Linked DNA regions of Homo sapiens: region 1 is linked to region 2. Evidence: read pairs that join two places in POLR2A ChIA-PET (ENCODE). Cell type or tissue: Panc1. All regions are shown on one strand.

Region 1 (2,500 bases), 70 kb after region 2:
CTCCAGCCAGGCTCCTGTGGGGGTTAGACTCAGTATCCTCACCTGCCTGGGAAGCTTGCTCTCCCCTGCAGCCCCCACTGACTTCAGCTCCGCCCCGCAAATCATCCCCAGCCCTGACCCCCAGTCGAGACCCTGAAGGGCCTCAGACTCCAGCACTGGCCTCCCCCAGGCCCTGAGGATGGCCACTCACGTGCGGCGGAAGGCTGATAGGAGGTCCAGGTCTCCGGTGCCCATGGCCTCTGGGTTCAAAGGGTGGAGAGATGGGGGAAGGGGCTTCAGAGGGGGCCGTTTGAGAAGCCCTGCCCTGGGGGCGGCCTCTGAGTATTCACAGACTTGCCCATTCATGACCCCATGAGGCTGGGCATCTGCCCCAGGATCTCACCTTCCCAGCCTTTCCCAGGGTCAAGGTACCAGGCAGGTGGGACGGTTTATTGTCCCCAATTCCCACCCATCTCTCAACTCACCTTCACCCATCGCCCAAACATTCAGACAGTGCCAGGCCATGGGCCAGGAGCCGTGACACCAAGATGATAAAACAGAGTCCCACCCAGATGAGACCCGGACTCAGCCCTAAGCCCCCACGCCTACCCTGCAAGCCTTGGGGTTTCTCTCACACCCTGTGTGTGCAGCACTGGGCACGTGGCCAGCACTCATGTCTGGATGGGACGAGGCATCCTCCTTAGTGTTGGGAAAAGGAGGTAGGAGACCAGGACCCATGGGGAGCCCGAGCCCAGGACAGACACCAGGGCCCCCTCACCGTGGACAGTGAGATTGAAGTTGGAGCAGTCAAATTTGTCCTTGGTGGACACCTCACAGCGGTAGCTGCCAGTGAAGGCAGGCTGGGCATCGGTGATGTGCAGCTCGAACAGATAGACCTGTGTGCATGGAGGGACGGGGCGTCAGGGGACACCAGGGGCCGGGAGACAAGGCTCCGCACCCTTAAAGGAGACTGGGAGTGGCCGGGCGCGGTGGCTCAGGCCTGTAATCCCCACTTTGGGAGGCTGAGGCGGGCGGATCACATAAGACCAGGAGCTCCAGACCAGCCTGGCCAACGTGGTGAAATTCCGTCTCTACTAAAAATAACGAAAATTAGCCAAGTATGGTGGTGCACACCTCTAGTTTCAGCTACTCGGGAGGCTGAGGTGGGAGAATCGCTTGAACCCAGGAGGTGGAGGTTGCAGTGAGCCGAGATTGAGCCACTGCACTCCAGCCTGAGCGACAGAGCGAGACCCTGTCTCAAATTATATATATATATATATATTTAAAGGAGGCTGGGAGTGACAAATGCTCATCGATCTTCGCACCCTCAGGCTTTAGTTAACCCATACAGAGTTTTTGTACAGAGAAAGGGGACTATCTCGAAACCCATGATTGCCATCTGCTGGCACATGGTTGTGGTGAAATACAGGCTTTTGTGCAATGCACAGCCCCGCACAGCAGAACATGTTGGCCTCTCTTGCTAGAGGCCCCCTTGCCTAGCCCAGGACTGGGGAAGGTTGGGAAAAGCAGAGGCTTGGAGTGAACAAACAAGGGGACTTAAGCCTTAAGGTTCTGGTGGGCAGGGCGGAAAAAAACAAAACACAAAAAACGAAGGCTTAAGGTTCTAGGCCTATGTCTAAGTGACCTTGGAGCAGCCACTTAACCTCTCAAGCTTTGGTTTCCGTGTCTGTATAATGAGGAATTGTTCTGGTTAATCCCTGAGAGTCCCTTGAGCCCTTAGCCCTGATACTCACCCATCCAGGGGCTTTACAACCCCACTAGCTGGTGCCCCCATGCTTCACAGTGTCCTCCAGGCTTCCTGACCACCCTGGGCGACCCCCCACCCCCGGCCAAACCTTATTAGGTGCCCCCTTGAGGTGATCATGTCCACCAAGTCTCCCAGGTCCCCGACAGTGCTCCCATGAGCCTCATCGCACTCCCTGGCCCCCAGGCCTCCGGGATCTCCCTGTGGGCCCCTGGCCCCTCCACCTGCCTCCCAGATTCCCCACACCCCTTGCTTGCAGCTCGTGTGTGCCTCTGGGTCTCATGGTGCCCTCTGTGTGCCTTGTGCCTTCTAGGGCTCTCCATGTCCCCTCTCTCCGTGTCTCCACGACCCCGGTGGACCCACCTTGCTGGCGCGGTCGTAGCTGTCGTGCAGCTGCAGGTGCTGGCCCACCTTGCTGCTCAGGTCCACCCATTTGCCCTTGAACCACTTGACCACAGGCGGCTTCAGGAGGCTGGCGCCGGCCACGCGGGCTGAGAAGGTGATGCTGCCACCTGCAAAGGCAGGGGCGACAGGCCCGGCTTGGGGAGTGTCCTGCTGCCCCCCCTTCCCACCCCAATGCTGGGCACAGCAGCTCACACTCACCCACGGTCACCTCGCCATCCTGTGGCCGCATCACGAAGAGGCCAATGGGGTCATCGGGGGCTCCAGGGGTAGGACCATTGAGAGCTGCTGAGCTTGACCCTGTGAGCAAAGGCTTTTTCTGTTTGTTTGAGATGGAGTCTTGCTCTGTCACCC
Region 2 (2,500 bases):
CCTTAGGTGATCCGCCTGCCTCAGCCTCCCAAAGTGCTGGGATTACAGGCATGAGCCACCGTGCCCAGCCTCTTTCTACATATATTTGGCTTCTCTTTGGCATATCCCAATTGCCAGCATCAGTACCCTTGTGCTTTGGGGCCATTATTAAGTAAAATAAGGGTTACTTGAACACAAACGCTGAGATTGTGTGACAGTTGATCTGATAACCGAGATGGCTACAGGCTGGACACAGGGGTGATTCATGTCTGGGTGGGACAGAGCGGGACAGCATGAGATTTCATCATGCTTCTCAGAACTATTGTCCTGCACTTCAGATATGATCAAGCTGCAGTTTAAAATTTATGAATTGTTTATTTCTGGAATTTTCCTTTTAATATTTTCAGACTACAGTTTGCCTCAGTTAACTGGAATCACAGAAAGTGAAACTGTGGATAAGAAAGACTACTGTATACAAAAAAATGTACCATGTTACCTTTCAAAAAATCTGAAAAATTCTGAATTTTCAAATACATCTGGCCTCAAGAGTTTTGGAAGAGGGATTGTATCTGCATTTCCTTATCTAGAAGAATCCAGACTTGATAAGTGCTCATGATAGGTTTTGTCTTTGTTTCTCACCTTCTTTATCATTTCCACAGCTGCTGTTGGCTCCAACCCCGTACATCATTGGGGTTCCTGCCAGCTTCTTCCTCTACAAACTGGACTTCAAAATGCCTGATGATGTATGGCTAGTGGATCTGGACAGCAATAGGGTGAGGTTCTTGGCTGAGGCATTGTAGAGTCTAGAGGAGGATTGCATTCTAGACCCAGTCCTGAGATATCTGTTTCTAGATTCCTTTCAGGAACGTCCTAAGTTGTTGGATAATTTCTATTGCGAGACTTACTGAAACAAGTTTTTTTAAATGCTCCTTTTACCTTATTAGCCAAATAAACCCTTGGTTAGGTCTCAGAGAATTACAGGATTTATTTTTGCCAGAATTAAGTGACCCCCCACCATATCCTCCAAGAGCAGTCAGACAGTTGTGATCTGAGGGCCATTACATGTGGTATAGATCATCTCTTAATGGTTTCCCTGGGGTATAGTTTCCAGTAAGAAACTGTCTTTCAGTGCAGGCTTAATTAATTATATGACCATTCTGCAATGTGAATACATTCAGACTTTGGTGGGAAGCCCTTATGTGTGCTCATTGTAAAACTTAAAAAAAATAAAAATAAGCGTAAATAAAATAAGTGAAAAGAAAAACCATAATCCTTTTATCTAGAGATAATAACCAATAACATTAAGTTATATTTCATTTCAGATGCATATGTATGTCATATATGTGTGTACATATATCTTACTGTGCAGTTATATAATGTATATTCGTTTATATAATAATAATGTATATACGTCCTCTTATTTTTATTTATGTAAGTGAAATTCCTGAGCAATAAACTCTAAGGTCACGTCTTTTATCATTTCTCTGGTGCAGGTGATTGCCCCCACCAATGCAGAAGTGCTGCCTATCCTGCCAGAACCAGAATCACTAGAGCTGAAAAAGCATTTAAAGCAGGTAGGTGAAGAACGAAGGAAAGAAAGGGGAGTATTAGATGCTGTGGGATTCCTATAAGAAGACAGCTATTCTCAGAGCCAATTTCCTATCAAACTTCAAGTGGAGTAGTTTTCTTCACCCTGGATGGGCTTAAGAAAACGCGTATCCCATTTCTGGGTGGCAGAGTGAATTTCTGTTTTTGATTCCAATTCATTGTATGCTTTACCATCTTCTAATGCTTATGATGCTGTATAAAATAGCCCTTCACTCTCTGTTTCTTGTATGTGTGCCACTCTCTATGGCTTCAGAACATTTTCTCAGTCTTTTTTTTTTTTTTTTTTTGAGATGTGGAGTCTTGCTCTGTCCCCTAGGCTGGAGTGCAGTGGCGCGATCTCGGCTCACTGCAAGCTCTGCCTTCTGAGTTCACGCCATTCTTCTGCCTCTCCAGGAGCTGGGACTATAGGCGCACGCCGCCACACCCGGCTAATTTTTTTGTATTTTTGGTAGAGACGGGGTTTTGCCATGTTAGCCAGGATGGCCTCTATCTCCTGACCTCATGATCCGCCTGCCTCAGCCTCCCGAAGTGCTGGGATTACAGGCGTGAGCCACTGCGCCCGGCCGATTTTCTCAGTCTTGTTAGGTGGAAGTTAGTAGTGTGGACCGTCTGGCTGCTTTTATATTATCTTCTAGAGTTGATCCTGAGGGTTCCTTTCTTCAAAAATTCCTTTATTTGGCTGGGCACGGTGCCTCATGCCTGTAATCCCAGCACTTTGGGAGGCCGAGGCAGGTGAATCACGAGGTCAGGAGTTGAAGACCAGCCTGGCCATTATGTTGAAACCCTGTCTCTACTAAAAATACAAAAATTAGCCGGGCATGGTGGTGGACGCCCGTAGTCCAGCTACTCAGGAGGCTGAGGTAGAAGAATCACTTGAACCCAGGAGGCAGAGGTTGCAGTGAGCCAAGATTGC

What was found. ChIA-PET counts read pairs that join two places held together with the same protein. Peaks named below come from ENCODE experiments on the same cell type or tissue, not always from the same donor. Only the 100,000 strongest peaks of a DNase experiment are listed, where the experiment ranks them.
Region 1: POLR2A ChIA-PET joins it to region 2 with 10 read pairs; 5 of 35 experiments call an interaction of 5 or more read pairs at or near these places.

What each region holds. Positions count from the first base shown.
Region 1 is chr11:47,347,667-47,350,166 of GRCh38, forward strand. It overlaps MYBPC3 (myosin binding protein C3), which reads right to left. Exons shown (of 35, transcript NM_000256.3): 4 at 2,348-2,446; 5 at 2,108-2,256; 6 at 758-875; 7 at 191-239; 8 at 1-14. Among named protein-coding and RNA genes, the nearest start is that of MYBPC3, 3.8 kb to the right of the region's middle. In Panc1, no CTCF peak of the experiment used is centred here; a DNase peak (open chromatin) is centred at 1,445.
Region 2 is chr11:47,277,527-47,280,026 of GRCh38, forward strand. It overlaps MADD (MAP kinase activating death domain), which reads left to right. Exons shown (of 37, transcript NM_001376571.1): 6 at 639-752; 7 at 1,473-1,553. Among named protein-coding and RNA genes, the nearest start is that of MADD-AS1, 6.7 kb to the left of the region's middle. In Panc1, no CTCF peak of the experiment used is centred here; no DNase peak of the experiment used is centred here.